Linked DNA regions of Mus musculus: region 2 is linked to region 1. Evidence: chromatin loops called from intact Hi-C (ENCODE). Cell type or tissue: heart. All regions are shown on one strand. Each heading gives the region's core, and the rest is flanking DNA. Links, peaks and the distances in the headings are about the cores only.

Region 1 (5,721 bases), core at 223-5,222:
GTTAGGTAATTGAATTTCACACAAGTCTCAAAAATGAGGGAAAAGTCTCAAGACAATTTCGAGAAGTAAGCCAGCAGTGCACTCACTCTTGGGACAATGCTGCCTTATCTCCAGTACAATGCTCTACACAACTTGCCTTAGGAGATTCATAATAGAGTTTCATTTTCGTGCCAAGATCCAGACATGTCTAAAGTAATTTCATTTAAAGATTTTCTGCCGAACTAATAAGAATAGACCAGAAGCAGGCGCTGAACAGTCGCCTTTTTGTATACCCTCGGGAGTTTACAAGAAGCACCAGGAACCTGACTGTAAATATTAGGTAGATATTGCTGCTTCTCTTGTGAGGTGAGCAAGTCCTCCTAATGCCTTCTCCAGAGCCAAACGACTCATTTCTTAAACTTTATGGTTTTCCCATCTTGAACAGAGTCTGTGCTAAGAGAGCAGCCCTAGACGGTATTACATCGACATCGATGAGACAGACAGATTCAAGCATGCCTACTACTTCCCAAACACTGCGGCGATATTTTGCTGGTGTTCTTAGATGTATTCTTATCTCAAAGTCAAAATCACTCTTTAAGAAATCAAAAACTCAACCACCAGCTGAGAATGCCGAACTACAAGCTTTCAGACCACAATGCAAATATTTCGACTCCGGATTAAAGAACCGTTAGCAATAATTCCAGGAAAAAGAAAGTTTCCACGCCTAAAGTCCATTTTGGAGACAAGCACACCCGCCTTCCTGAATGGTATCGATACTAAAGTTGGACGTTTGCCATTAAAAAGTTGTTACTACTAAATTATATAATATGCTTTGTTATGTAACACAGTCCTGTTTTATATGCTTAAAATTATGTCATTCATAATAAAACTAGACACAACGTTTTTGCTTTTCACACACAGACTGCCACCCACATTTAGACATATCCACTCGCTTGTGTGCGCGCACACACACACACAGACACAGACACACAGACACACACACAGACACACACACAGACACACACAGACACACACAGACACACACAGAGGCACACAGACAGTTCCTGAATCCCCCAGTTTCCTGCTGAGTTTCAGAACCTCTCGGTGGATAAAGTAACTTTGGTGGTTCCCTGCAGACAGATATCTTGCCGGCCCAGGTTCTGAAAAAGACTCCCTCTTATGGAAAGGCACATCAAACTTGTTTCGTGCCTGTCCATTTTGGGGTCTCACCAGCTCTCTAGATGGCTTTCCTGGGCTCAGCCCCTTGCTAGCAGGTACCCCGTGACTGTGTCCAACTCAGGTTGGGACCATCAGGGACCCCTAGGCTTCCTCAGCATCGCCCGCCTCAGCTGGCGCTGGTCTTCCCCACCCCTCACCCCAGGAGGAAGACCGGTACTTACAGCCTGCGGCCAAGCCCCTCCACCGAACGCCCGCGGGAGGGCACGGAGTAGCTGAGCAGGAATACCAGGACACTCCACTGCTGAACCAGCCTCCGCAGCATCGTGCCGCTCGCTGGCTCTGGGGACCTGCAAGAGTGGAACCCGAGGGTCAGTCCCGGCTCTCCATCTCTTCCTCGCACTGCCCCGCTCCCTCTTTTGGAACCCCGTGGCTTCCCAACAGCCACTCCAAAGTCGAGGGCATCTCACAAGTTAGGAGGAAAAAAGAAAACAAGAAAAAGAAAGCAAAAAAGTGTCTCCGAGCCCCTGAGCACTTACTTGTGTAGGAATCAGCGCCTCTAACTGCGCCTCTCTCAAACCGCACAGGCAAAAAGGGACCCGAGAGGGGAAAAAGCAATCAGAGAGCTTCCTCTGAAAGAAGAGCGAAAACCGGGCGTTTTACATAGGCGTCGGGGATGCGTGGCGCGTTGCTGTGGCTCCCATAGCAATGTCTAATTAGTCTTGGCGGCAGCACTCTGGGTCGTGGGGCAGGTCAAACCCCTCTTCAAACGCGGGTGTTCCTCAGGAGTCAGCTGTCCTGCGCACCGGGCCTCTGGGTGCACAGCCACTTGCGGCAGAGCGCGTATATATACATAGCTGTCGGTCTACCTCCTTCGGTGGGCTGGTTGCTTCCGGAAAGTTGATTCCACAACGCCCTTGAACAAGTTGCAGGCGCGCGTGTCGTGGATGCGAGGGCCAGGTGGCCGCGAGGGCGGGTTCCGGCAGCGGGGCGGAGCGGCCCAGCTGGGGCGGCGCAGGTTGGAGAGTAGCTGTGAGCCCAGCCCTGGAAGGTTCACACGCTCCGGGGCCAACCTGCTGAGAAGTGAGCGAGTCGCAAAGAGGTGGCGCCCGAGGAACGCGCGCCGGCGGAGCAGGCAGGGGTGAGCGGGCCGGCGGGGGCGGGGAGCACAGGGGAGCCCGGAGCCACGGAGCCCCACCCCAGTCCTGGCCCGCGTGGGCCGATCTGACGCTCTCCTCCTCCTGAACCGGCCTGCTGTCGCCTGAGTGGCAGGTCCAGGAGTCCAGGTCCCTACAAACAGCAAGGAGGAACCCCGGGTGGCCTGAGAATCCCAAGAGTCCCAAGCTCGCTTGCAAGCTCGCATTGCACTGCATTCCTGCCTGGTGTGGCCTTCTCCTGGGGAGGGGACTAAACCTAGCACCCAGAAGAGCAAAGGCGATTTTGGGTCTTACTGTTTGGGAAGGGTTGGGGACATCACGTCTGGAGCAGGTCCTAGAACGGGTGTGTGAGCAAGGAAGAAGACCCACTTTGTGATCACAGACGACCTGGAATGCGCAGAGTCCTTCTTTCTCACCTTCTTCTGATAACCTACTCTATGTCCTGATAAAGATTCACTGAGTGCCCATTTGCTTCAGCTTCTCAGTGCTGCTGGGCAGGGAGTGGGGGTGGGGGGTGGGGGAGAAAGTTGTGAGTTACTGATTGTGGGTCTAGAGGTGTGTGTGTGTGTGTGTGTGTGTGTGTGTGTGTGTGTGTGTGTGTGAATACTAGTTTCCCCCCAGGTCCTAGATCACGCTGAAATGAACATGGGAACCACTCAAAGAAGTTTGCCTTCTAGACAATACTGCTGGAAAATTTCATCTGACTCTCTAGGAGGCTAGTGTCACTCAAAGACCTTTGTCAGACCTGGGCTGTGATGCTCTACAGACTTCTGGGGTGGGTACTCCTAGGACTTCTCACCCCTCCCCTCCCCTAAGCCTTGCTGCTCGCCAGCAGTTAAAGCTTTCAGCTGTCTTGGGCGGGGTTCCCTCTCATCAGAAGCCCTTGTCTCTTTCCCTTGATTCCTTTAAACTTCATACTTGTAAAAAAAAAAAAAAAGTTGGCTTCTTCCCACCTTAAAAAGAAACCCGGGAATTTCCATAACGTCCTTTAAGTGGTTAAGAATTTGTAACTGTTAGACATGTTTACATGGCACGAAAAGAGAAAGTTTGAACCTGTGACACTCTGTGATAACCCTTCCCCAAAGATGCTGGAGCCCTAATTGATCTGGAGTGGGGAGCCCCATGAGAGGAAAAGAAGGGACTCACAAAGCAACCATTCTGCTGCGTTTCCTGAGACTTGCTTAACGTTAAACATGATATTTGCTTCACCACCAAGAAAAAAAAATCCAAAGGTACTTTGCCAAGTCTCAAATTACTTTGACTTAAAAATACTCCCCCAATAAAAGGCTGAAACAAAAACTAGACACACTGTGCGTTTAAGGCTGGAATCTATACACTACTTTGATTGATGTTGTTTTTTTCCTAATTAGACAAAATTGACCCTCCTTTCCCCCTTTTCCTTTCTCTACCCCATCACCCACCATCTTTTCTGAGGCTAATGGAAAAACATCATCCATTTTAAAAGAATTTCCTCTCCTGGAAACACAAAGAGAAACTATAGAGAAACTATGGACAATGAGGAATAAGTAGCTTTATCTCCTCAGAATTAAACACTTTCTCATGCTGTGTTACTTCACTTTTTCCTTGAGTCACAAGCTCCTCCACATTCTGACCAAGGAAGGGACATCCTGTCAGTCTCATTCAGAAATATTTGTTTTGTAAAATCAAGTCTTTAATGAATGAAAAGCTTTGTGTAAGTGGTCTTTTCCGTTGTGAGGAAGCAGGTCCTGCTCCAGGCAGACCGAGTTCCTTTCTTGATGTAGAAATTATCTTTAGTGTCAGCCTCCGATTCTTTGCCTTGGCTGCAAAGGGTGTTTTATGACATCATAATCTAGATTACGATCTTGCTAAGGTCACAAGGCAGCAAGGAAACAAAGTGGGGACCCAACCCCCAGGCTTATGAACAGGTCACGTGATTGATCAGGTGACAGGTTTGCTTAGGCTCCCTGTCACACAAGCGCACCTTGACAAGCAAGAGGTTCTGAAGGTCTGCCTCTGCCAGTCCACACTCATGGGAATGCTGAGCTCACGAGCAGTGTCTAGGTTCCCTACTCTGTAAATGATGGTTTTCAAAATCCAGCTTTCAAGGAGGGGCCTCGCACCCATAAGTTCACGGTGGTCACCAGTTTATAGGTATTACCCGCGTGTTTCCTCTATGGAGAGAAGCTAGTGGAAAACTCAAAGTTTTGTATTCTGTACTTCCTCTGTCTTCCTTTTGAGCCAAACAATAAGCAAAGAAATAAACATTTGATTTATGCGTTTGAGTAATGCTTTGGACTAGCCACCAATTCTCACATCTGTCTGCCAGTAGCTCCAAGTCAGGTCTCCAAAATTCCACAAAACCAAACAAATGTACACATCCTTTCTCTCCTCTGGTCACTTGGCTGTTGACAAAAGTTACCCCTTCGAGTAGCATCCACGCTTGATTCTGTGGGATCACAGCTCCGATGACTCGCCCACTGAGGCAGGAGGAGAAGGCTAGGGCTCAAGGCTGCCAAAAAGAAAGGGAATAAGGCTTGAACATCCATAGAGGAGGAAGTCGCCTGCTCATGATCAGCTTGTGGTTAAGTGAGGCTAAAACTCTGCTAATACCTGGAACGCCACTCCAGGGAGGGGCTGAAGAGTGTGCCAGGCTGCTGAGATCCTCCTGTGACCAGAAAAGTGGACCCCACACTTTTCCACATCCATTTAAACCTTGGAAATGCTCTGCTTTCTCCAAACATGACCTGAAAACCCAGCTAGGAGATGCTTTTCAGAGCCCAAGATGATTTGAGATACAAAGGTCTTAGGAAAATGGGTTCTCTAGGTCCCACACTTGTGTACCCTCATTCCCATGGCTAGCAGGAAATATCTGAGGAGAAGGAGGAAGGGAGGGAGGGAAGGAGACAGGGTGGGAGGGAAGGACAAAGGGAGGGGAACAGAGAACATCATTTGGGCTGCTGCTCACTAGAAGCCTTTTGCTGAGTCAAGTTCTTGGCTCCCTTGAGCAGACAGCTCTGGACTTGCATGTGACCACAAATAGGATTCAAAGACACCCCCTGTTCAAAGGACAGTCACACCGTCATCACATCTCTTGCCCTGCTGCAGAAAGTTCTAGCTGTGGTCCAGTTCCATATGAGCTGCCTAGAAGGTGGCATCCCCGGGTGAGACTGGGACCTTGGAGCATTTACTTCTTTATCCCATTGTCCTCCCAGTCCCCTGGTAAAACCAGTCACCTTGCAGTCCCTCCTTGGGGCAGCCCCTGCACTAGGTATCTGCTTTCTCAGGCAGAAAGACTTCTGGACATGGGAAGGTAGGTGAGGCTTTGCATCTGTTTTGTTTTGAGCAGCTCATTGTATGGTTCTGGGACCTGCCTGCTTTTTCAGTTTGTCAGAACTAAGGCCATGACAGTGCATAGCCTCTCTTTTGG
Region 2 (5,721 bases), core at 379-5,378, 690 kb after region 1:
TTTAGAGGGAAATCCAATCTACACGTCTCCGATATGCTTCCACTTAACACATCAAAATACTGTTTTGTGAAAACCATTGGGCATCCAGGTTCTTCAGCAGTTCTTTTCAATGGACCTTTTAAAAAACTCTCCCTACATCAGTTAGAAAGAGGATGTCCTGTGTGTTCCAAAAGTTAAAAAGAACTTGAACCTCAAAGACAAAAAAAAAAAAAAAAGTGTCTGGCATCCTACCTGCAGCTCCAAGTCCACAGGGTTCCAGAGGGTTCTATACTGGCAAGTCCTGCCATGTTTCTCAACACAAGCTCAAAACACTCTGGGCACGCCCACCTCTACTTTAGGTGAGATATAAAACACCAGCGATCAGGGAACCATGGTGACCAGACTGCACATAACAGAAGCCCTTAGTGCTGTGGTAAGACATTAAAATCTGCAGCAGGAGCCTGGCTGCATCCATGCCTTGGGGGTGGATTTGATGACTCTAAGTGCTTTGTCAATTACAGGTTCCCCAGGACTCCTAAGTCCTTTCTTTTTTAAAAATAGAAAGGGAGAGGTTTGGGCCAAAGGTGCTGTGTTGCTACAGAACCCAAATGAAAGCAAGGCCAGAAGACTTAGCTGAAAACCCAGGGGCTTACAGGGTGCAGGGAGAGAACAAGGCTCTCTCCTCCAAGACTATAATTATGGGATGACTTTACATGAGGACCTTGCCAAGGGCCCTGCCCTCCCAAGTGCTTGCTGAAGGCTTTATTTTCCTGCCCAGGGTCTCCAACCTAAGCCCATTAGAGAGACACTGAGTCATTCAGGTTCGCTTGGCATTTGTGGGTCCTCTGCCAGTTCTGTACTTTAAGAATCTCATAAAAGCTTTTTTTCCCCTAGTACTGTTTTGACATGATTTTCTATAGTCACCTGAAGATAAATATTCTCTGTAATAATGCTCTAACACTGGTAAATCCTAGCTACTGCCTTGACACCAAGTCCTCACTGTTGAGCCAGGGTGTTGAGCTGGTCAGTTGGTCAAGTGCTTGTTGCCCAAGCACAGGGTTTAGTAATCACATGGGCAGCATTCTTGAAATCCCAGCTCAGACAAGCAGATACTTGGGGCACTGCCCAGCCTAACCTAGTTGGTGAGATTCAATGAGAAACTCTGTTTCAAAAACAAAGATCACAAAAACAAGGAATGACACCCAAAGTTGTCACATACATCAGTGTATGTGCATATATATGTGTATGTTTGTGCATGTGTGTATACACATGTGTATGTGTGTACATGTGTATGTGTGTGAATGTGTGTGCACATGAGTATGTGTGTGCATGTATATGTGTATATATGTGTATACATGTGCATGTGTGTACATGTGTATCTGTGTGAATGTGTGTGCACATGAGTATGTGTGTGTGCATGTATATGTGTGTATGTGTATATATGTGCATGTGTGTGCACATATGTATGTGTGTTCCTGTGTATATGTGTGAATGTGTGTGCACATGTGTATGTGTGTATATGTGCATGTATGTGTATACATGTGTGTGTGTGCGTGTGTGTGTGTGTGTGTGTGTGTGTGTGTGTGTGTGTGTTTGGAGAGTGAGAGGAGAAGGGTAGAGGAGGTTATCCTCAGTGTTGTGTCAATCTGCTTTTCTGTTTACAAGCATAAACACGGGGAACTGGACTGAGGCAGTTGAGAGTCAGCCTTGAGAACTCCCAAGTTTCTTGCTCTACCCTGCACTCCTCCAGTGTTAAAGGCCAAGGGACTCTCTCTTCTGTGTTTAGGACCCAATGGTTGTATGCCTATGTAACAGGGGCAGCTTCCTGGTCCCATGTCTCATCCTCTCCCACCTGTGCCTCAGTACCACATTGTGGTCAGCACACAAAGTGTTTCCCTTTCCCTTAGTATTTAGGCATTTCTGCTCACTGCAGCATCAGCAAGCATCATCATGCCAGACTTTGGAAGCAGTGGCAGCAAGCATCATCATGCCAGGCCTTGGGAGAGATCAACACCATGGTTCACACCAATTCTCATGCCTAAGGCTTTAGAACTGAGCACTCTACAAACAACTCTAGAGCCACGGTGTTCTGCGTTCTCCTTTAGGTGGGTATGTGTATGACTCAACATATGCTCCTTTCTCACATACACACAGAAGCCTGGCCTGTGGGAGGCCTCAGAGTTCGGGAAGCCTCTGCCTGGGAGACATCCTGGCACTGGGGTATTCTGGAGTTACAAAAGATGCACGGCTTTCTGTTGGCTTTCTTCCCTATGTGCGGCCCTGGTGACTGCCCAGGGAGAGGAAAGCCCCTCACTCCCCCAGGACTTGAGGCACCTTCCTGTTCCTTGGCTGCATTTACAAAATCTCCCTGAATAATCAAGCGGCTCTCATGATTTCAGCTTCCCTGGGGAAGGCTCTGGCAGTCCCTGGCAGTGCAGTGCACAAGGTTTGGGGTCTGGGTGGGGGTGGGGGTGGGGTTGGGGACAGAGTGGAGAACTGGAGCTCAGGAGCACAGTTTTGAGCCAAGCTGATTTCTATTACCTTGGGTATGTGAAAGCAGGAAGAAATGTCACATTATCCGCCCCCCCCCAGCTTTGCGTGCCTTGCCTGGCATGGAGTCTGCCAGTTTAGACCACCTATAATGCAGACCTGCAGACCTGGAAGAAAACACTCTCTGTGATAAACACACCCAGGCATCTGTGAGGCAAGAATGCCCTCTAACGGAAGTGTGAAGAATGTCGGTGATTTACCTTCTTTCTATTTAACTGGCAACAATTCTGCCCCATTTTACATCTTGGGTTCAAAGCTCATGTTTACATTCAAATACATCTATCAGGAGGACCTGGTAAGCTGCCAAAAGATTCTTCTGTGGCTCTGTCTCCCATGAATCCTAGTTCCTGCTTATAATTTTTATCCTTACTTATGATTGAGAAATGAAGGGTTTCTGGGCTTAATTTCACTCAGGTTTTGAGATGAGGTAGCCACAGTGTTTTTAGCCCCATCGTCCTCTGAGAAGTGCCCATGCTTTTTCCTAAAGTCATGTGTTAACCATTTAGCCAATTCTACTTGGCTCAGAGCACCCTGAAGTCCTCTTATGATGATGCAATGTCGCAAAGTCCAAGTTGATCTGTGTGGGTCGGCATAGGAGAGCTCCGTTCAGACTTGCTGACTGCACTTACTGAGAAAAACCCACATAGGCATATTCCAGAAGCAGTGCCGATTAACTCAAATTGAACCCCAGATCAGGCTAAGCTTGTTGGGCATTACATGCCTCTCTCCTCTGTGAGTGAACTAAGCCATTAATACTTAGACAGTAGAGACAGCTGCTTGGATTCTGGGCCATGTCTGAAGGGCCTTTTCACCCTGTCACTTGGCCGAGACGGTGGCTCAGACAAGAAATGGATTCAGCTAGCTTCCCATGCCATCCAAGCAGAACCAGGTCATGTGTAAGAACGGCAAACCATGGGCTTCCAAGAGCTATGGAAATTGGTGGAGCTTGCTGTCACTAGAAGCAAGACTTATAGACCAGCATTTCTTCTCATTTCTTTGTTAGACTGGAAATGACTACCTGGCCTGTAGGTGTGTGACTTATAACCGGACCCCTGAGCCTGAACCTGAACCAGGAGGGACACCCACTCAACTCAAGAGTAGAGTTGTCTACTCTACTCTTGAGGTTTGTCTCTCACTTTTGTGGTTCATAACATTAAATCACTGTGAGGCTGGGAAATGACTCAGCATAAACATGAAGACTGAGCTAGATTCTCAGCACATGTTAAAAAAGGAAAAAGAAAAAAGAGAGAGAAGAGGAAGGGAAGGAAGGAAGGAAGGAAGGAAGGAAGGAAGGAAGGAAGGAAGGAAGGAAGGAAGGAAGGAAGAAAAGGAGGAAGGGAAGGAGGGAGGGAGGGAGAGAGAGCAGTCCAAGTTCAGTGGAGCACACCTGTTCTCTCTTTCTCCTGCAGGGGAGACAGAGGCAGGAAAACCCCTGGAACTGGCTCAGAGTCTCTTTGTGCTTAGAAACAAAATTCTGACATCTCCTCTGTGGGGCTCGCCATGGCAATCACTCTGTATTTTAAACTTTGAATGCCTCATGCAGGGTAGAAGCCCTGTAGCCCCATGTGCCTGTGAACCCAAACCTCCTTCATCTTTCTTGAGAGTGCTCCCTGCTTTAGGATAGAATGAGAATAAAAACCTCAGGGGTCTTCTGTGGAGATATTTCCAGGCTCCAGCAGGGAGTGAATTCAGTCTTTGCCTGGCTCCTGGGACAGAGTCCAAAGCAGAGAGCAGGAGGGGTTGGTGATCCATGCAGTTGACACAATACATATACAGTGCTGTGGGTCAAGGTGCAAGTGGATTGAAGGAGCTCTGTGTGGGCTCAGGACATGTCCACAAAGCACATTGTGGGCGGCCTGGCCTCAGGGTTACATAGAGAACTGTGTGGCAAGATCCTCGTGTGACCTCTGCCCAAAGTTGACTCAAGTCTGTTCCAGCCAAATGTTATTCATCTCTCATTTTTAAGAGTTAGATAGCTGCTCACCAACTCCCCAAAGGCCTGGAGCTGATCAAACTTCAGAAGGAGCCAAAAACCAAAGCAAAAAAAAAAAAAAAAAAAAAGCGTTTAAGTAATACCTGGTGATTGTCTATAAACTTACCTTTGGGGCCCTCCAGTGGTTACCAGAAAAACTGAGCACTCAGGCTCCAGTCCCTCAGAAATGATTCAGTCAACCGTCAACCACACAGCCAATATCCCATGTCACAGCATCTAAGAGAAAGTGTCTCAGAGGGTGGGGGTAGGGGTGGGCAGGATAGAATCCTGCTATTCCATGACTGTAGAGAGCCATATATGGGATGGCAGACAACCCAATTTGTTCTGCTTCTTCCTCTCCTCAGACGCAGGGTTTCCACATCCCTCTCTACCTGCCCAGCTACCGAGTGTGTGTGTGTCTGTGTGTGTCTGTGTTCGTGTGTGTGTGTGTGTGTGTGTGTGTGTGTGTGTATGTGTGTGTATACATATGTGTGTATGTATGTGTGTGCATATATGTATGTGTATTTGTTTATATATGTATGTGTGTACACACATATATTTGTTTATATGTGTATAATGTGTATATATGTATGTATGCGTGTGTATGTATATGTGTGTGTGTGTATATGTATGTGTGTATTTGTGTATGTGTATGTAGATGTATGTGTATGTATTTGTGTATGTATATGCGTATGTGTATGTATGTGTGTGAAAGTTTGTATATATGTGCATATATGTGTATTATATGTATGTGTGTGTATTTGTGCATGTGTGTATTATATGTATGTGTGTGTATTTGTGCATGTGTGTATATATGTGTATGTGTAAATATGTGTATGTGTGTGTGTATATGTGTTGTGTGTGCACATGCACATGTGCAGTTGAGAGCTCAGTGAGATGTAGCCAGGTATCTGGGACAACTGCTTCCTCCACAAGTGTGATTTTTAGTTGTACCACTCCTGGTGGACTTTATAAATGTGGTTCTCTTTGTTATTTCCTTTTGTGACTTTCTTACCCAGTGTTTGGTGACTGCCTCTTTGGTCTTCTTCTTCCTAACTGGTGGTCTCTCTAACACATGGTCTATTGATATGAGGTAAAAGATGATTATGTGCAATGACTTCATGACAAATGTTTCCTTAGCACCTGCTGTGGTTGTTGGGATACTCCCACACCCCAGTGGAAAGCTAAGTTAATATTCTCTCTCTTTTCCTTCTTCCCTC

What was found. A loop is a pair of places that touch in the nucleus more often than their neighbours do. Peaks named below come from ENCODE experiments on the same cell type or tissue, not always from the same donor. Only the 100,000 strongest peaks of a DNase experiment are listed, where the experiment ranks them.
Region 2: a loop joins it to region 1, with 4 times the contacts of the local background. A loop is called at or near these places in 6 of 42 quality-filtered maps.

Annotation. Positions count from the first base shown.
Region 1 is chr6:147,261,891-147,267,611 of GRCm38, forward strand. Pthlh (parathyroid hormone-like peptide) reads right to left here and starts at 2,123. Exons shown (of 4, transcript NM_008970.4): 1 at 1,695-2,123; 2 at 1,380-1,505. The coding sequence starts at 1,480. In heart, for the core only: a CTCF peak has its summit at 2,259; a DNase peak (open chromatin) is centred at 2,271; H3K4me3 peaks cover 1,710 bases; H3K27ac peaks cover 831 bases; H3K27me3 peaks cover 4,377 bases.
Region 2 is chr6:147,950,790-147,956,510 of GRCm38, forward strand. No RefSeq gene overlaps it. Among named protein-coding and RNA genes, the nearest start is that of Far2, 94 kb to the right of the region's middle. In heart, for the core only: CTCF peaks have their summits at 2,702 and 4,649 (motif pointing left); a DNase peak (open chromatin) is centred at 1,022.